2 separate regions of the Mus musculus genome follow, and region 2 is linked to region 1. Evidence: chromatin loops called from intact Hi-C (ENCODE). Cell type or tissue: left cerebral cortex. All regions are shown on one strand. Each heading gives the region's core, and the rest is flanking DNA. Links, peaks and the distances in the headings are about the cores only.

The links. Hi-C counts contacts between places; a loop is a spot of excess contacts. Peaks named below come from ENCODE experiments on the same cell type or tissue, not always from the same donor. Only the 100,000 strongest peaks of a DNase experiment are listed, where the experiment ranks them.
Region 2: it touches region 1 in a loop (1.8-fold over the local background); 1 of 42 quality-filtered maps calls a loop at or near these places.

What each region holds. Positions count from the first base shown.
Region 1 is chr3:65,575,622-65,586,262 of GRCm38, forward strand. Gm34924 (a long non-coding RNA gene) reads right to left here and starts at 5,229. Exons shown (of 3, transcript XR_375719.2): 1 at 5,155-5,229; 2 at 4,888-5,025. In left cerebral cortex, for the core only: no CTCF peak of the experiment used is centred there; DNase peaks (open chromatin) are centred at 6,035 and 8,904.
Region 2 is chr3:65,631,252-65,641,892 of GRCm38, forward strand. No RefSeq gene overlaps it. Among named protein-coding and RNA genes, the nearest start is that of Mir8120, 23 kb to the right of the region's middle. In left cerebral cortex, for the core only: no CTCF peak of the experiment used is centred there; a DNase peak (open chromatin) is centred at 4,924.

The DNA.
Region 1 (10,641 bases), core at 1,366-9,365:
TCTTCCACTGCAACTAGGCTTCACCAATAGCTTCTCATAAGCTATCTTCATGGTGCCAAGTCTCAACTTGTTTTCATGACCCCTTCAGCCCTGGGCTGTCAACTACATTTGAGGTTACACCTTCACCAATGGCCTTCCATGGCCTCACTTCCTAATAGTGCCACTTCCCATGGACCAAGAATATTCAAACCACCACAACATCATAATGAAAGCCAGAGACAGTTTTATGTTGAGGATGTGGATTTGTTTATATTCCCACAGGAAATGAAAAGCTGTGGATACCATCAAAACTGATAAAGATTAGAACTGAGCAGGAGAGCTCTCCTGAAAACCTTGGCCTCCGACCTGAAAAGTGCTTGTTTCATTGAAAATGTCTCTGTTTATAATTTCCTGCTATATTCAACATAATTAATAGCTTAAAACAGAAGCAGGGAAATGTAAGGACAGTTTTGGAATTTTGGTTTCTTTGAAAACACAGAACTAGATCTGGAGAGATGGCTCAGAAGTTAAGAGCACTGGCTGCTCTTCCAGAGGTCCTGAGTTCAATTCCCAGCAACCACATGGTACCTCACACCATCTGTAATGGGATTTGATGCCCTCTTATGGTGTGTCTGAAGACAACAATGGTATACTCATATACATAAAATGAATAAATCTTTAAAAACTCAGAACTATTGTAAAAATGTGCTTTTGTTTTAATTGCAGGTATGGGGATACCGGGATGCTTCGGGCTGTCCATGGCAGATGACTATGATTTGCCTCATGTTTCATCTGAGGCATGGTTTCATCTGAGGCCAGCTGCACATAGTTTCTGCAATTTTGTGACAATTGGGATTCTGGGAACTTTTCACAAGGCATTTAAACGCTAGAGCCCAGAGAAACAGAATGGGCGGTTGTTGGTTGTTTAGGGAGGTTTGTTGTTGTTAGTAGCGGTAGTCAAAGAAAGAAACAAAAGGAAGGAAATTAGATTCAGGCATCTATCTTGGCTTCCTCTCTCCCCTTTATCCTATCTAGTGTTAGGAGGTGAAACAGGGCGGGGGCGGGGGGAGGGCAGGTAAGAGGGTGGGTGGGAAATAAAACGTAGGAAAAAGAAGAATCCACAAAGTAGCAATGACCAGCTACAAAACTCTCAGCTCATTGACTTTGTCAGCCAATTAGCCAGTCTATAATCCTGGGACCAAACACAGGGTCTTCTGTGTGCCAAACAAGTAGACTGTCACTAACTTACATCTCCTAGCCCTTGGCTTGCCAGACTTTTAGAAGACTTTGTTGTGTACCCCTATACACTCTCACCCACAGACTGTGGGGTAAAAACGGGATCCCCAGTCCTCTTGGGGCTAGGGCTGCTGGGTGGGGCAGACTCGGGGAGTTTGATAGCACCAGACCCCAGGCTTCTGCCGAGTGGGCATTGGACTGGGAGAAGCCTCAGGATCCTGCACCAGGGATGGGAAAAGGCGCAGTCTGGGGTCCCTGCAGAATTGCCAGAGTCTCGTTCCGACTCTTGGGCATCACAGATGCCGCACTGGGCACCACGGAAGAGTCGGTTCTGTGGTCCCTGAGTCACACGGAGGCCAGGGATGACAGGTTCTCACTCTTGAACATCCCAGACACTGCTGTATGTCGCTAAAGATCTGAGAACAGGTGAGGACCCTCAGGTGGACTTTGACTGGGGGCAGAAATGAAACGGGTAGAGGGAGAGCTCTGGCAGGTTACTGCTGGGAGGGGAGGAGAGAGTCTGACTAGCTCAGGCGGCTAAGTTGGTTGGTGTTGGTGGCGGCCATGGCTGTAGCACAGGGAGTCTCCCTGGCATGAGGTTAGAGGCACGGCTCATTAGGAGGGAAGACCTGCTTCATTGCTCCAGCACAGTGGGTCCCGGTGAGATGAGACAGTCCATGGTTTTAAGGTGTTTATTGTAGAAGGGCAGAGAGGAGAGGAGAGAAGCAGAGGCTGGCCATGGCCATTTGGAGAGAGGAGAAGGGAAGTCAGAGAGAGGAGGAGCAAGGAAGCAAAAGTAAGAACTAGAGAGAAAGAGAGGGAGGAGGGGGCAAGCAGCTCCTTTTATAATGGGCTATGCCATTCTAGCTGTTGCCAGGTACCTGTGGGGCGGAGCATACCTGACTGTTGCCAGGTAACTATGGGGGTGGAGTCCAGACAGACTACCAGGAGCTTGGGGCATTGACTAATGGCCACACACCTCTTTGCAGTGGACTGTGGGAGGCTGTAGCTGCTACAGGAGCCAGGGGTCCAGGAGGCGTGGCCAAACTCCTACCATCCCATGAAGGCAGAAGTCACTGCCCACCAGGTCTCCAGGGTTCCAGGCCTGTTCTCGACCAGGACCAGGCTGTCTGTACACTGCTCACTGCCCCACAACAAACTATCCACCCCCTACCCCATTGGTCTTTTGAAAAGATGTTTTGTTTTGTTTTGTTTTTTAACATATTTATTTATTTGAGGTCGTTGGGGGTGGGGTGCATGTGCCATGACATAGCACAAGTGTGGAGGTCAGAGGACAGTTTTCAAGAGTTGGTTCTCTCATTCCACTGTGTGAGTTTCAGGAATCAGTCTCAGGTCGCTGAGCTTGGCAGCAAGCAACTTTACCACTCACTCAGCCATCTCACCAGCCCTCAGGTTGATTCTCAAAGAGAAATGTTCATTCACTGCCCTAAGGGTGATCTTGCACTTAGAAACGTGATGGCATTCTGGATTGTTCATTTTCTTACAATAGAGTCGTGAAACACGATTGTCACATTTTGTTTATGACTGAGGTATGAAACTTTAGGGGAAATTTCCAGAAGGTTATAATAAACCAGCTGCCCTAAGATTTGAAGTCATCCCATTCTCCCAGATATTGATCAGTTACAGGCCTGCTGATCTGAGATGTTTTCCTCCATGATTTAATGCCAACCAATTATAATAATTTTACATTATTTAGATTGGTAAATGTATTAACTAAAAGTATTTCTTTTTTTTCCAAATCACGGCTTAAGGGATCAAATTTTTTTTTTCTCAATTCTATTTATGGTCTCAATATTTATCTTGTTGGCAAATGGTATTTTTAATGCTTCAATTTTATTATTTTATTTTATTTTGTATTTGACTTTTTAAGATGAGTTCTCACCATTAACTTTTACTGGCTTGAAACACACTATGTAGACTAAAGCTGGCCTCTGACTCATAGAGAGCTACCTGGCTCAGCCTCCCAAGTGCTGGCATTAAAGTGAATGCTTCTGTTTTAAACGAGGGACCTCACTAACTTGCTAGAGTTAAGCATCCAAGGAAATAATACTGTTATTTAACTGAACCAATTCATTACATTTATGAGATGAGAGAGGGTGCAGTGAGTGCTATGGCTAGCACATGGAGATCAGAGGACAACTTCTGGGAGTTGGTTCTTTCCTTCCACCATGTGGGTTCCAGGTGTTGAACTCAGGTCCTCAGGCTTGGTAGCAAGTGCCAAGCCCAAGTGGCAGCAAGCCAGCCCATAGCTTCAAATTCCTCACCACATGGAGCCTTCTTGTTGACGTTTACTTTCTAAATGAAGAGACCTTTCTAAAGTTGTGTTTCATGTTCATTCACACTCGCTGAGAGTTCTGCAGCATCTCCTACCTTTTTGTTGTTGTTTTCCCTCGTACAACCCCACATTCCACTTCTTTTTCTACCACACAGCCAGTCCATCCGGACCCCGCCACGGGTGTGTGTGTGTGTGTTCATTGCTTTTGTTTTTCTCTTTCTTTTTTAAATCTACACTGTCTGAATTAGAAACAAGATCAAGGGATGTAGGAAAACACATATTTGGCCTTTGCTCATAGGCAACACCAATAAAATATTTCCACACAAGTTAAATATTTGTATTCCTGAGTGCTGGACATTCTCCAACACTGGAGCCCATCGTGGAGGTGGGAGCTGGTTAATGGTGGTCATAGGAGTAGGAAGAAGACTAAATTGGTTCTCAGTGCTCACGGGTGTGGGTGTCCTGTTGATGGGTCACGAGAACCTTATCCCCCACTCCTCCGCCAGCAATACTCTCCTTTCCCTGCAGCAGAAGCCTCTTTGTGAGTCTACTGGGACATGGCACTCGAGGAATGTTGAGCTCTGCCTGCCTACAGATGACCTCTGACCCAACCTGTGGTTCTGTGCTGTTGGCTGCCTGATTTCTGACCCTCCACTGTACTCTTTTAAATAATGACGATATTGTTAGAATCACCACACAGCCTATCTCCTCTACAGTGTGGAACGTCCAGGCTTCGGCTTGAGAGGAGTAAAGTGGTCTCAAGTCGTGGGACCACCTAGAAGGCACAGAGGCTTCAGGCTTCAGCAGCTTAAAGATGAGCTACTGGGAGTGGAGGAGGAGGTACATTTGGGAAGAGAGAGAAAACAAATGTTAGGATTGAAAAGGACCCAGAAGCCATCAGCTCTGGTGCTTCACAAAAGCCTCTCTATCTTGGATGGGATACACTGCTGTCTCAAAACCAACAGCACTCGGAGGAATCTAAGTTTTTGAATCGCTGAAAATTTAGCCATACTACAGATCTAGAGGAGGGACATGACTCTTCAACACTGATGATCACATAGCAGCATAGAACGCAGGTTACCTCTAATTATATGGGTCCATTTCTTCTTCAAGTACAGCTTAGAAATTCCACATTGTGCTGAGGAGGAAAGGGTGTTCCAACATGATAATGAAAGTGAAAATAGTGATCAAAAACTCAGTGTGAAAGTGAAAAGATGCAGAGGAGTGTAGGCAGGGCCGGGTGCCCGGAATATTACACATTCCTCAACACCAAGGTTCAAATGCACGCATGCAGAGCCAGGTGAGGTACACAGATGCGAACAGCCCGGAGGCCTGGGAAATGTGGACTCCCCTGTGTCTAGCTTCTTGACTCTTACCTGTCCGGGTGCAGGGTGGACTGGAGCACAGACTTCGTTAAATCCACACTGAAGATTCAGAGGCCAAGGACCCAGGGTCTATGACCACGCCTTCTGCCACAGAAGTGAGGGTGGGAAAGCTATAATGCAGTTGTTTTTCTGTTAAAAGCAGAAATGAACAAAACAAAATGAAAACAGACCCCGAAGGAAAGAACATCTTAAATTCAGTATTGGGGGAGGGGCGGGGATGGGGACCGGGAACGGGACAGATAGAGAGTTAGAACCTACAGCCATTTCTCTGATGATCTGAGTGGCCTCCTCCACCACATTCAGGTTTTAACTTCTTTTAAAAACTGTTTGCTTGTTTGCTTGTTTGTTTGTTTGTTTGTTTCTCGTAACCATGTAGCGAAGCAGAAGGCATCATTTCTCAGAGCAAGTTTAGGTGGATCACAGGGGTTGTGTGTCTTGCCCTGGAGTGTTTGAGAGAGCGCTTCAGTAAACACAGTCTGGGCAGCACCAGTGGCCTTTTCCCTACTCTGTGCTAGCCCCAAGCTTTGTTGCTAATAAAGGACAGGAGCCACCTTTTATTCTTTTTTGTTTTTCTTAACCTTTCTGGTAGTGTCAGGGGGGAATTCCACAGTACAACGGGGAGCCAAGGGCCAGTGTCTCCTGTGAGGAGAACCCAGCAAGGTGGAAGAGCTGAAAGCATTTTCCCACCATAGGGAGTCAGGCTAACTACCTTCATTTTTCTCCATTTACAAAGAGAAAAGAAAATCCTATTCCTAAGGGCATTTGTTCTGGCTCAAGGGCATAGGTTTTTGTTTTGGTTTGGTTTGGTTTTTGGTTTTTTTTCTTTTCTGAAAGAGGAGACTGGCTCAGTAAAACAGCCCAGAGTTGCTACTTTATATAACCAAGATGGCTACCTTGGAGGAAGATGGCTTGAGAAGTCCTCCATGCCCTCTGGGAACTCTACACAGCTTTCCTTACTTAGTAGTGTCAAAAAAAAAAAAAAAAAAAAAAAAAAAAAAAAAAAAACCCGCTCAAGGTAAAAAGCTGAATGGAGATGATTTCACTGATAATATTTTAAGTGTGACAAACAGAATCAGATTGCATAACTAGTGCATTCTAAGCTGAAGCCTTGTTAGATTGCATAACATGCTGGACTAGGGAATAAAGCAGGTAGCCATGGATTCCTGGTGCTACCAAGATGTCTATAAAGCAACACCTATCTGGTAGAGCCATTTCTCAGGCCCTCTGTCTTGAGGCTTCACAGGAGCTCAGCACCCGAAGACTTCTGAAGAGCCTGCTGTCAATGGCGAGCTGCCAAAGTACTGAGTCAGACGTGACACTGCCCACAGTGCAGAGCCCGGTGGTGTTGTGACCCAGAATCCTGTCTCTTGCAGGTGCCTACAGAAATTTGTGGTGTTTATATGTTCTTTAATGGTGGCACACCCCTTTAATCCCAGCACTTGGGAGGCAGAGGCAGGTGGATTTCTGAGTTTGAGGCCAGCCTGGTCTACAAAGTGAGTTCCAGGACAGCTAGGGCTACACAGAGAAACCCTGTCTCGAAAACAAACAAACAAACAAACAAACAAACAAAAAAAGCCTCAAACAGCCCTGCAGTAGTGGCACAGACCTTTAATCCCAGCACTTGGGAGGCAGAGGCAGGCAGATTTCTGAGTTCGAGGCCAGCCTGGTCTACAGAGTAAGTTCCAGACAGCTAGGGCTACACAGAGAAACCCTGTCTCAAAAAAAAAAAAAAAAAAAAAAAAAAAAAAAGCCTCAAAAAGTCTACTGCAGGACAGCAGTTGTTGAATGTCACCTTGCAAATCCCAAGGGAGCTCTGGGTTATTTAAGGTGGTCCATTAGACGAAAACTAGTCCCAGAGCCTTAGAATGCCCTTTATGCTTGTGGCTGTGTCGACACTTGCACTGATGATGTAATAGCAATGATTAAAAAAAAAAGGTAATACCTTTGCACACAAGGAAGTAGGACCAAACTATTAATAGTCAGAGTTCTCCACTGGCACACATTGGTGACATCAACAAACAAAACCAAACAACCCAACCCCCCAACAAGGAGACTAACAAAAAACCCTGCCAAATCCATTAAAAATGTCCCTGGCAAAGCCGTGAAAATTGTTCACCTTAGCCTATAGGAGTAGAGCCTTTTTGTAATGTATATCACAGGAACCCTGCATGAGGTACATGTACTGCATGCTGATGCACACACAAAAAGCATAATATTCGTTGAGTTACAAGCTCAACTATCTGCTTTTGTCACAGATGTTAGAAACTTGGAAAAATGAGAAATAACGTTGAGAAACTATTTTCACTATTTTATTTGGGTTGAGAAAATGTGGTTTTTAAATGAAGACTGTTGCTTATATTAGCGTGAACTAATGAAGTTAAAGTTATTTTTAAAGAAAATCAAATTTGAAGCTTCTGTTTCAATGTTTTATTTTTAAATTACTTATCTTTATTGATTTTGTATTATGTGTATGCTTCTCTGTGTCTGTGTAGGTCTGTGTGTGGGTGTGTATACTTAGATACCAAGCCCGTGGAGACCAGAGAGGGCATTGGATGCCTGGAAGAAGGGCATTGAAAGAAGAGTTACCGATGGTTGTGAGCCACCATGTGGGTGCTGGGAATTGAACTAGGGTCCTCTGGAAGAGCAGTCAGTGCTCTTAACTGCTGAGCCATCTTTCCAGCCCCCTCTTTCAAATTTTAGTCTTTCTATAGACAGAATATAAACAAATGAGAGCCCTTTAGGATCCTCAGTATTTTTAAGACTGTGAAGGAGAACTGCTCAACTAGGAAATGTGATCGCTTAAAGCCACACCTAAGACTACTCTAGTGAATATTCTGACTTTGGGTTCAGATTCAAACTTTACTACATGCTACCTGTTTAATGTCATGGATCAGTTAGTTGTTCCAAACTTCTCTTCCTTCACCGCCCCCCCTCCCCAAAATGGGAATGATATTTACTGTATATATCTCCTGAAGAGATGAGAAAATATATCTGATACTCTTAATTAACATAAGACCTAGTGTCTTGTTAGGGTTTTACTGCTGTGAACAGACACTATGACCAACACAACTCTTATAAGGACTACATTTAGTTGGGGCTGGCTTATAGGTTCAGAGGTTCAGACCATTATCATCAAGGCTGGAACATAGCAGCATCCAGGCAGGCATGGTACAGGCAGAGCTGAGAGTTCTACATCTTCATCTGAAGGCTGCTAGCAGAATACTGGCTTCCAGGCAGCTAGGATGAGGGTCTTAAAGCTTACAACCACAGTGATATACTTCCAACAAGGCCACATCTACTCCAACAGGGCCATACTCTCTAATAGTGCCACTCCCTGGGCTGAGCATATACAAATCACTACACCTAGTAATAATGTTCAAATATTAGCTGACTGAATAATTGTAAGAAGTTCAGATATGAACGGATGCTTTTGGTGGCAAGGAACAGAAATAGTTTTGAAGGTTGGGAAAAGCGAAAAAAAAAAAAAAGAAAGAAAGAAATAGGAAGCAACCTCAGGGTCTACCAAGTTTAACAGAGGTCTAGAACACCAAGGTTGGCAGACTGGCTAAATAGGACTCCTCTGGGAGTTACTGGGAAATATCACTGAAATTGTAACTTGCATATGAACTGCCTGAGATGTCAAGCACATGTAAGAAGCCTCGTATCATGTACATGCTGCTAATCTATGGAGCGAGCTTGAGTAGCAAGATGGAGACCTCCCACCTCCACATTATTGATTCTGAGTCTCCCAGAGGGGGCTGGCTTTCGAACTCTGGGATCGGTAAGGTAAGGCAGCAATAATATGCACTATTGACATTCATTCATTTGCACATTCAATCAATAGGCTCCCGTGTCCTGCTAAATATTTTGCATGCTTCCTGCAGACACTATAAAGGGTCCACATTCTGTTGGACAGGAGGAGCAGGCTGACCTATTTGCTTGTGTCTTTAATGCAATGTGAGAAGATGCTCTGGTTAAGATGTGTACACAGTGTTCTGGGATCCAGGATCCAGGAGTGAGTCACTGCTGACTGAGGTTGACAAGGAAGATGCAGAGAAGAAAAGCTAAGATAGGGTGAGTGTGGGAGGGAAAGAAAGAGTCAAAAAGAGTCCAGAGCTAGACAAAAAGAGGCCTTGAGCTCTATTAAATCACACTACAGTCTGTCTGTCTTTCTTTCTTTCTTTCTCTCTCTCTCTCTCTCTCTCTCTCTCTCTCTCTCTCTCTTTCTTTTTTTTTCTGAGACAGGGTTTCTCTGTGCACCCCTGGCTGTCCTGGAACTCACTCTGTAGACCAGGCTGGCCTCGAACTCAGAAATCTGCCTGCCTCTGCCTTCCGAGTGCTGGGATTAAAGGCGTGCACCACCACCACCCGGCTCACACTTCAGTCTTGATTGCACTCAGAGAGCTTTTAAGAATACTGATGCCTATGTTACCCTAGATTGACTAAATCCTACTTTCTTGAGTGTATGTGTGTGTTTGTGAGAGAGAAAGAGAGAAACAGAGAGAGACAGAGAGACAGAGACAGAAAGAAGGAGGGAGGGAGAGGGGCAAAAGGGGGGGGGGAAGTGTAGTTGATTGAATGCTATAGGGTATCAGGATTTTAGAGCAAGCAATACCATACATAGCCTAAGTTGAGAACCAGGACTATAAATGAGCAAGTGACCGCCCAACTTATTTGCATAGAGCATGCTCTTCAGCACGGATCATGCCTATTCTTCTTAAATGCACTTTTCATGTCAATTTGATATTCAAAATCAGAATTATTTAAAAGCTTTTATGCGCCAGAGGCCATGTGATAGGCATTGGACTGTCACCCCCTGCCCCACCCAGGGGGCTGTGGGTGTAGGCAGATGAAACATGCCCTTTGTTCCCTGGACAGCTGGGTGAAAAGCTTATCCCTGTGAAGTTAAGAGCCCTGGGCAGAGGGCACCTCTTTCACAGGCCACAGGACCTTGGAGTCCCTGAAGAGAGTTGCCTGCAGAGTGTGTGCAGTGCGCATGCCTTTTCCCACCCTCCCTTACTAATGGGGGAACCGAGGGATATTTTTACTTATAAGATGAAAAGATGAACTTTCCACATCGTGACGGCTGGCAGACGAATCCTTCCAACGGAGCTCTACAGTACGATTTTGCTCTGTCTGTACTAGCTTTTTGAAGTCTGTACCCAGCTACTAAAGTGTCATAATTAGGAAGAAAAAAAATCTCTTCTCTCATGCCTCCCCACTAAAGTCCCTGCCACCATCTTCAAAGTGTCCAAATGTTGCTGTGACACGTCTGTGGTTGTTGTTCATCAAGTGTCTGAATTTCAGAGCTGTTCCAAGTCTCTAAAATATGTAGTTAAAAGGGATTCCAACCATGAGACATAAACACAACTAAAATCGGCCCTCCAGATATGTTTATGTGCAGTTCCATCCCCCAGGTTTTAGTCAATAAAATATTCAGCCATTTTTAGTGGAATGGACCAAGCACTTCCTGTAGAGGATACAAGAGAGTGGACACTACCGTTATGCAAACGCAGTGGCCGGCGGTTCCTGCTGTGGACAGACTCAGTGTAGCCTTAAAGCTTTTTTTGAGACAAGGTTTCTCTGTGTAACCCTGGTTGTCCTGGAGCTCACTCTTAATGCTTATTTTTGAGTGTGTTCTGTTTTACAACTTCCTACCCAATACACAGGAACCGAGGTACTCCTTTTCTGAATTAAAAATTTCAGGAAGCCTGGTGTGGAGGGGAGGGGTGGAATAGGGTGGGG
Region 2 (10,641 bases), core at 1,238-9,237, 56 kb after region 1:
ATTAGGGTAGCAGAATCAGTACTTGCACTCATGGCCATGGAGGACTCTGTAGGTTTCATGGAAAAGAGCCTGGTCCTCCAGCATTGAGATGGCCAGCAGATATGGTAAGCTAGAACACAAAACAGCTGAGGTGGGCACGTGGAGGCCACTGCTCCTCTTAGAGCATGCACCGGATGTACCGCACCACAATTTGCTCAATTTAGGGGCTGGGGGATAAGTCTAGAAGCCAGCACCTTGCCTCCTAATCCCAGTAGGGCTCCAGCTTGAAATGCTTTTCTAGTTCCCAGTGCTGCCCCTACTGTACTCCTGGTCACAGGAACCTAGGGTTCTTCTATTTTAGGTGAAGCTCCACCGTGTTGAGATTTGGTTCTTGTGCACAGGCTGCTGTGAGAAGCCATACGTGGGTGCTGGGAGAAGACCTCGGGTCCTCTGGGAGAGCAGCAAGTGGTTTGAACTGCTCAGTTATCTGCCATCTCCTTTGTCTAATTTTTGCTTTCTTGACTTTGGGGGGGGGGGGAGGGCCCTAGGCAAGAAGCGTTGCACCGAACAATGCTGAACAGCTTTCTCCTTTTTTCAGTGGGGGCGGGATGGGATGTACTGTTGAGACAGGGTCTCTCTATGTAACCGCAGCTGGCCCCACCTCAGAATCCTCCTGCATCAGCTTCCCAAATGCTGGGGTTCCAGATACTGAGAGCTTCAAGGTTCTCAGTTTTAAAGTTTTATTGTTTCAGTCCACCGTGGTGGCCAGCGCTTTTAGTCCCAGTACTCAGGAGACAGAGGCAGGCAAACCTCTGTGAGTCCTACCTAGGTAGCTGGGGCTATATAGTAAAACCTTGTTTCAAAAAAAAACAAAACAAAACAAAAAAAAAAAAACAAAACCAAAAGCAAAACAAAAAAAACCCCAAAGTTTACCCCATTAAAAAATGGGGCTCAGAGCTAAACAAAGAATTCTCACCTGAGGAATACCGAATGGCAGAGAAGCACCTGAAAAAATGTTCAGCATCCTTAATCATCAGGGAAATGCAAATCAAAACAACCCTGAGATTCCACCTCACACCAATCAGAATGGCTAAGATCAAAAATTCAGGTGACAGCAGATGCTGGCAAGGATGTGGAGAAAGAGGAACACTCCTCCATTGTTGGTGGGATTGCAAGCTTGTACAACTACTCTGGAAATCAGTCTGGCGGTTCCTCAGAAAATTGGACATAGTACTACCAGAGGATCCCACAATACCTCTCCTGAGCATATATCTAGAAGATGTTCCAACTGGTAAGAAGGACACATGCTCCACTATGTTCATAGCAGCCTTATTTATAATAGCCAGAAGCTGGAAAGGACCCAGATGTCCTTCAACAGAGGAATGGATACAGAAAATGTGGTACATTTACACAATGGAGTATTACTCTGCTATTAAAAAGAATGAATTTATGAAATTCCTAGGCAAATGGATGGACCTGGAGGGCATCATCCTGAGTGAGGTAACCCAATCACAAAAGAACTCACATGATATGTACTCACTGATAAGTGGATATTAACCCAGAAACTTAGAATACCCAAGATACAATTTGCAAAACACATGAAACTCAAGAAGAGCGAAGACCAAAGTGTGGACACTTTGCCCCTTCTTAGAATTGGGAACAAAACACCCATGGAAGGAGTTACAGAGACAAAGTTTGGAGGTGAGACAAAAGGATGGACCATCTAGAGACTGCCATATCTGGGGATCCATCCCATAATCAGCCTCCAAACGCAGACACCATTGCATATGCCAGCAAGATTTTGCTGAATAGACCCTGATATAGCTGTCTCTTGTGGGGCTATGCCGGTGCCTGGCAAACACAGAAGTGGATGCTCACAGTCAGCTATTGGATGGAACACAGGGCCCCCACTGGAGGAGCTAGAGAAAGTACTCAAGGAGCTGAAGGGGTCTGCAACCCTATAGGTAGAACAACAATATGAACTAACTAGTACCCCCAGAGCTCGTGTCTCTAGCTGCATATGTAGCAGAAGATGGCCTAGTTGGCCATCACTGGAAAGAGAGGCCCCTTGGTCTTGTATACTTTATATGCCCCAGTACAGGGGAACGCCAGGGCCAAGAAGTGGGAGTGCGTGGGTAGGGGAGTGGGGGGTGTTATGGGAGACTTTTGGGGTAGCATTTTAAATGTAAATGAAGAAAATACCTCATAAAACAAACAAACAAACAAAACAAACGTTTTGTAGTCTCAAGTTTCCTAGTCTTAAATACAGTACACATACGATTTTGGTCCAGTGAACAATGATATGGAGAAGAGAAAGAGTCATTGCCAGCCAGGCAGTGGTGGTGTAGGCCTTTAATTCCAGCACTCAGGAGCCAGAGGCAGGCAGATTTCTGAGTTCGAGGCCAGCCTGGTCTACAAAGTGAGTTTCAGGACAGCCAGGGCTACACAGAGAAACCCTGTCTGGAAAGAACCAAAAAAAAAAAAAAAAAAAAAAAACCAGCCCAACAAACAAAAAAGAGCCATTGCCTTTACCGTGGCTCTGAGTCATTCCACGTCATCCATTATCAATGCTGTGGTTGAACAGATGGATTCCAGCACAACTGGCTTCCCTTTGGATCCAGTCATTCTTTGAAAAGAAGATTTTAAAGCATAAATCCTGATAGAACCTTTGAAACCATTTGGTGTTCCTGTGCATAGATTAAAGAACTGTAGACAATATTACCCACGGATTTTTTTTTCTTCAGCAAGCCACACTCCTTGTGCAAAGGAATGCAAACTATTTAGACCAGCACCATAGAAGAGAAATATAATGTAAACAAGCTCGAGGCACATTTATGATCTTAAGCTTCCAGATAGCCACACTGTAAAAAGCAAAAGGATAAAGTCAAGCTTAATATCTTTTATTTAGTTTGTTACACCCCAAATATTACCATGCTTGCTTATTCACAAGCAATAATCAAGGATTACTGAGCTGCGTGCATTTGGGTTGAGTTTTCAACATGATGTTTTGGAAATATGCTACGTATTTTTAAGACTGGGGATGCAGCTCAGTGGTGGAGTGTTTGCGTGCACCGAGTCCTGCATTTGATTCCTACTACTAGAAAAAGAAAATTCTACTGACTGTGTATTTTACATCAGTGCAGAAGACAGACCCCTGTCTCTTCCTGGTCAGTAGCTACCAGGGCTTATGGCTGCCTGTACTAGATGGTGCACCTTGGAGATGCAAAAGGTTAGAAGATGTGGGCGAGGCTAATGAACTTGGGAGGGAAGTAGGGACAAATACAACAGGTTTGGCACGCTGGAAATTCTTTGATGATCCAGGAAATGGTGATGTTACCAGGACATCAGCTCATGCTGCCAAAATGGCAGCTCTGCAGGTGATTTATTAAGATGCACAAATAACCCAACAGAATGATCCCACTTCAATAAACGTCTTTTTTACTTCTGCTTGCTTGTTTTTTTCTTTTTTTCTCTTTCTTGAAGCAGACTGACAATCCAGTGTAAGGAAAGCTGGGGTGTAGGGTGACACAAATTATGCCCAATGATTATAATCATCTTGCTCTCGTAACCACACCTAGAGCAAAGGATCTGGCAATTTTATGGTGTGGAACTGAAGCAGCCTCCGGCCCCTTGGGGGTAGACACACAAAATAGAGGTTTCTGAGGTGCATTCCTGTGTTTTACAGATGGACGAGGAGGAGGCTGCAGAGAGCCTGAGGGCAGAAACTGTCTGGACAGACCACGCTATCAAAGAGCATTGGAAAGGCTGCTCTGCATCCTGTCCAGTTTCACACACAGTTCCTGGATGTCTCTCTGGGACCCCCAAAGGGCTCTACCACTGGGCTACTGATTCTACTTCTAGCTTCAACCCGATTCTCTGGAGTCAGAATCAAGCATATCTTTAAAAAAAAAAGAAAGAAAGAAAGAAAGAAAGAAAGAAAGAAAGAAAAAAAAAGAAAGAAAAAAGAAAGAAAGAGAAAGAAAAATTCTTCCGTTGGGTGTGATGGTGCATATCTGTGATCCCAGCCCCCAGGAGATAGAGTCAGGAGAGCCTGGCCAAGCCAAGCCTGATGTCACATGAGATCCTTTCTCATCCCCCCCCCCCCCAAAAAAAAACCCTAAAAAACAAACAACAACAAAACCAATCCAACCACTACCAACACCACGACTAAATGTCTTGGCCACTTGTCAGGACCACTGTGATCTAGAAATGTGAGCATGTGAAGTCATAAGTTGAGATCTTGTTAAATGTTAAATATGGTAAAGTTAAAGAGACCTACTGGGATAGATGCTTTAAATTTTAAAGGAAAACAAAATATACAAAGTCTTCTACCACCTGATGAAAACAGAGATGCTGTTTATTTGAGAATCTCATGGTATATTAGTAAATTTTAAATCATGATAATATAAACTCGAGCTGTCCAGAGACTAGGATGAAATCCTACACGCTGGAGCACAAACAACTGGGTGAGTTTGTATGCTATCTGTGTCACTAAAGTGTCCCCACAACCATCACCTGCATGACTGCCACCTTCATTATCTCCACTACCAGCATGCCTGCCTTGCCATTAATCTGCTGTTGGGAAAACAGTCCATGAAAGTAACGTTTTCTGGGGGCATTTGCTCTGTACTCAGGTCTCTGTCTTCCCAGCAGGTTGTAGAGTCCTGGGGTGGTATAAAATTGGAAAATGCAACATTTGTAAACCAATGCACAATTTAAACAATTTCTTGCTCTTTTTCAAATGATGCAGCATTACTTGCTGAGCTAGAATAGAAGGATCTAGGAAAGCAATTAACTTAGGAGGGTGAAAAATGTGACCCAAGGACAATGACGATAGCTGAAAACCCACAGGGAGTAACTCGATAAAGACGCCTAGGACGTAATTCATAACAGAGGACGTCGGAGTGTGGAGGAGTGTTGGGAAAGGTGATGACTCATATTCCCTGCACAGTGTACAAGCTCAAAATAGTGAGGCTGTTCCTACAGGCAAATGGGAGCTGCAGCCCCCGGCTAGGGATGATCTTTCGCTTTGTGCTGTCTGAGTCTAATACTACTTTTCATGGCAGTTGTGTGTTGCCCGTGGTCACTTTACAAGCAGAAGGGGCATTCATCTATGTGTGTGATCTGGAGGAAGTTTTCTAATTCCCTGAGCTTGTGTCTGCAAAACAGAGATGATGTAGATGAAGTTAGAAGTGAGTAATTTATGAGGTGAGTTCTTTAGTATATATGAGGAGTGCAGATCTAACAACTCTAAATGCTTGTATCTTTATCCACCCTCTCGACTTCCCTAGCAAATACTCACAATTACTTTCTAAAGTGTAGGAATGAAGACACCAAGGCTCCTCAAGGTTTAAAAAAAAAATCACACAATTTGTAGAAAACTTTCTAGTGTACAACCAGACTTCTTTAATGTGTGAATTGTGTTTTCCAACAGCTTAACATCAATAGAAGTTGAAAGCTGTCAATACAAACTACAAACACACAGGAAACCCCACAAGTCTGGAGTAACTGGGCCATTTCAAGAATGTAGTCATAGAATTTTCAAGTAATACAGTAACCAGAAAAATGAGTAACAAGGGCTGTCCGTTTAGGCCCAGATTTAGTTAATAGATAAAAATGATTAGCATATCTAAGAAGGTCTCATCTTGCCCACACACTGAATAGATGTTTTATAAATAAAAGAAACCTCCAGTATTGAAAAACAAATTATTTTCTCTGCTGAGTAAACCTCCCTTTCAAACATTCTTTGTTCTTCATCTACTAACTAAGCCCTTCATGAATATACTTCAGCCCAGTCTCTGTACAAATGATTTTTTTCAAAGTAGAGATTTAAAATGTCCAAATTAAAAAAGGTTTATTGTAAAGGTTAAAGTTTATAGTCAGCTTGATTTATTTATATTTTAAGTCTTCAGCAAATAATGTTTTGAATAACTGTAAATTTCTAAATATTTTCCAAATTTTAGATATCCAACTTGACACAAAAGATCTATTCTGGTATTTACTAAGATCTGTGAAGCGTCTGCTATGTCCTTTGTAACTATGCAGAGTTCTTGAGAAATGCAGACCCTTTTAAATATTTACACAATTTAGAACAGAAAGTGGCAGGCAGCAAATAAAGTGTTCAGGCTCTAGGCTTTGACAGGCCTGGTGTGGAGTCGGCTCTCAGTTACAGACCGGCGGCTCCCATTTACTTGGATGGATCAGACACGGCTCGGCTTGAGTGTGGAATCTTTTAGCTATTGCTGTTAATCCATGGAAAATACTTTAGTGTAATGTGTTCTCTTTTAAAGTTAATGAATTATTGCAATAAAGAACAATGGGATTTATTCAATATGGTGGCCCTGAACCATGCCAAATATTTTGTGGTTTTCTGGGAACACAACAAGGTAGTTATTGGTATCGTAATAAATGAGGGGCTTAGCGTTTCCCAGCTGCTGAACACATGATCATTACTTGGGAGGACAAATAGCAGGATTTTCTGTCCCTAAAGTGTAGCCTGCTCTAGATCTCCCTGCATAACTAGAGTGGACAACTGGTGGAGGTAATAAAAACCTATATTTCATTTATTCTCTTGATCAAATGAAGCTCTATTTAGCTGATATCTGTCCAGAGTCAGATTTTCCACAGCATGAAAGCTCTGTTTCAGGACTTTAGCTCTGTTTTGGTGCCTGTCTTCCTTTATAGAAGCTAATAAGCAGCTGACATAAAATTTTTATTGGGTGGTATTTGGTTTTTACTGCAAGTTTATGGATATTACTAGATTTAATATTCAATAAACAAATTTTAATCACTTGCTTTATGCACAGCGAAAGGAAAATACCAGATGATGTTTTTTGAAAACTTACAGTCCAAATAGAAAGATTAAATAATGTGTTTATTGAGAACTTTATGAATAAAGTTGGAAGTACAGAAATTCTAGTCTTGGGGTTCAGTATTTTCCTCTGTCAGAGGTAATGTCAACAACCATATGGTCAGTTGGATATGGGTACTCACATGACATGTTCATTTCCCTGCAAAAATCCAGCCACACACAAATGCAGGTCTTTTGTTGTGTAATGTTTTGATTTTTTTCCCCCCAGAGGCATTAGGATTCCAATTTCTCCAAATTTTTCTAATTTTTAAAATATTGCTAGCTAATCTGAGGCTTACTAAGAACCAATGAAGTATATTGGTGAGCACTGTCATTTTACAGATATGGACTGCCCCAATCCGGATCTGTCACCCAGGACTTTAAGGCTTCTGGATTTAACTTTACCTTTTCTCAGCGAGGAAGAAATAAAAACACTGCAGTCATAAAGAGTGCATTAAGAAGCACAAGGTATCGAAACAAGGGCAGAACAATGGTAGTCTACTAGTGCTAGGTACAGACAGGTAGGTAGGTAGACTTGTATTGACAAGCCAAGTTTCAGGTTTGTATTATGTATTTATACAGGTGACAGAGGAGATAATAACCAATCAGAAAATGACATACGGTACTGTGGCCAGAATAAAACCGAGGAGGGTAACCGGCATCCCTGCTGGAGAGAAAGACCTGATCCTGTCTGTCACGAACTACAACTAAGTAGGCAGCAGGAAAAACGTCTAGTCTAAGGGCCTTGGGTGAGAAGGAACAGTAGAATAAACACGGCCTAGGCGGACTGCGGTAGAAATGCCGTTACAAAGGTAGGCAGATGCCTCTCAGGTCTTGGTAAGAACGAGGCTGACTGAGTGAGGTGCAGAGCTTCCAGTCAGGAGGCAGAGTCATTTGATAGTTGGCAAGAAAAGGAGGCGGATTATGAAGGCTCTTGAACTGAAGCTGATGGAACGCAGTTGGTTTCTGATGACGTCATAGACCTCCACCACGGGCCAACATGTGATGAGGACGACAGATGAGAGTCACTTCAGGCCAAATGCAGAACAGGTTGGGCTGAGGGATACTGCTGCATGCCGCCGCTCCATTCAGGAACACTCTAAGGAATTTGTTCTCAACGACTCAAAATTGTTGTTCTTCTTTTTCTTGTGAGTATGTGAGTGGGAGAGTGTGTGCGTATGTGTGTGCGTTGGTGGAGTGACTATTGCTTTGGTTTAGTGTTCATTAACAGTGCTCACCATGAAGTGCCACTACATGCGTTGTCATAATTAACAGTAGAGACGCGTTATTCAGACAGGAGGATATACAGGGGGAGGAGCTACCGCACAGTAAGGTCAGAGAGAAAGGCTTGTGTGCGGTTTTATTTTGGGGGGCTGAAGTTGGAACACAGGGCCTCACACATGTTAGGCAAGTAGTCTACCATGGAGCTATGTTCCCACCCCCATGTGGTTCTTTTACTGTTTTTAATATAGTATATTACATTTAAGACTTGGCTCTCTATAGAGAAGGATAAAGAAAAACACAAATTACTGGAAAAAAAAAGGAGGCCATTGCACTGTAGTGTCTAATGCTGTGACTTATATGTACTACTCTTTCTGATTTAGTAGACATTTATTAGCTTTTTGTATGTTGTGTTAAAGGACAATCTTAACACTTCATTTTGATGTATTACCTCATTAACCTTTCATGGTTGGACCAATTTGTTTATAATATATGAGGCAGCTTTGTCCTGTGAGAATATTTTCCACTGACGCAGCAGATGCTATAAAGATACTGTAGTGTGATGGTTAATATTAATTATCAATTTGACAGGTTCTAGAATCGCTTAGAAGACAAGCCTCGGGGTCAGTGAGGGGGGTTCTGGGTTGAACTAGCAGATGTGGGAACCGGGGTCTTCGGTTGCAGAGTGCTGGCATTCTCTATCAGCTTCCTGACTGCAGATGCCATGTGAACACCCACTTCACGATCCTACATCCAGGACATTCCCCGTGACGGACTGCATTGTCCATCAGCGAGCCAGAACAAACCCCTCTTTTCTTAAATGGTTTTCATCGGGTGTTTAGTTACAGCACCGAGAACAGTAATTAACGCATACAGTTCTCTCTGCAAGATTCCAGTGCATGCGAATTTCAGTTCCACGATTCTTTTCTTTTTTCTTTTGGGTTTATTTTTAAAGACAGGGTTTCTCTGTGTAGTCCTGGCTGTTCTGGAACTCAATCTGTAGACAAGACTGGCTTTGGCCTCAGAGGTCGGCCCGCCTCTGCTTCTCGAGTGCTGGAACTAAAGGCGTGTGTCACCACTGCCCACATTCAGTTCCATGTTTTAACTAACAAATGACATTGGTAAAATTTTAGTTGCCATGGTGTATTTTCTCTAAGTTTACATACTACAACCAGCCTTGCTAAGTTTTCACCGTGACTTGTGCAAATAACAGGTGCACCTCAGTATCCATGACCATTCTGGTCGCTTCCTTCAGAGACAGTAACGGTTTGTCAGTATGCGTCTGTCTTTCAGCTCACAGAGAGCTCGGTGTTCAGTTGTATTGTCCTTGTCTCTTAGTGGACAGCCCCGGTGCTGATTTTAAAGCAGAGCAATCAAAACAGTGAACTGTCCCAAGTGATGGTGATAGTAGACGGGGGTGGAGTGTGGGGGGGAAAGGGGGTACAGACCGCAAGTGCAGTTACAGACCGGAGCTGACCGTGGTCGTATTGACACTGCTGAAGCTTGGGGGACTGTGGATGTGCAGCCAGAGGAACTCATCCATGCAAAGGAAAGGATGGATATGTCCCAGAGGAAGTAACAATAAACTAATGCTGGTGACATCAAAGAGAAGGAAATGGATTATTGAAAAAAAAGTATAATTAAAGAATTTTCATTTTTGTACACCATGGGCCCATTTTGATGAGGAAAGTTCTCATTTATTTTTGCATGCTTTTCTATGGTAATTTCCATCATTATACTGGTACTTTAAAATTTTTAATAAATATTCTATTTTATGTGTATGAGTTTTGCCTGTGTGTATGTCTGTGCACCACTTGCATGCCTGATGCCCTTGAAACCCAGAAGGTTTGGATCTGCTAGATTTACAATCTAGAGTTAGAGATAGTTATGACATGGGAGCTGGGATTTGAACCCAGGTCCTCTGGAAAAGCAACCAGTGCTCTTAACCACTGAACTATCTCTCTAACCCAAAATGGTTTTGTTGTTGTTTTCTTTTTTGTTCATTTGTCTTGTTTTGCCCTTTATCAAAAGACACAATTGGAAGCAGTCAATGGAGAGATACATAGCTGGGCAAAGTAAGGACAATCAGATACTGGGTGCTCAGCCCTAATGGGACATGAATATTACTCCCTCACACTATCCCACACACACTCCCCTCCCTTCCCCTGTGTTACCCTTCCACAGGACGCTGAGAACATCTCCGAAGAGAAGGTAGATTAGACTCAAGAGCTGCAGGATGAAGATTCCTCTGTGAAATGCTGTCTTTTACACAAGACATAGCTGTCACACAATGAACTCACAGTAGTTGTGACTTCCATACCTGCCCCTTCCCCTACTAAGGAGCTATTGTCAGCTGATAGTTTCTGGGGAGGAGAATCATTCCTTTTGAGCATATGGCTACTGAAAGGATTCGCATGATCCAGTGCATAGCCCTACACCCTTGCACATACGGGCAGCACCAACCAGCAAAGTGTATTATTAAAAAGAAAAAAAAATGAGGAGGCATGAAGTTAGGAGGGGAATGTGTTAGGGAGATATGGGAGGAGTTAGATAGGGAAATGGGGATATGTGTAAACACATAAACATCATCA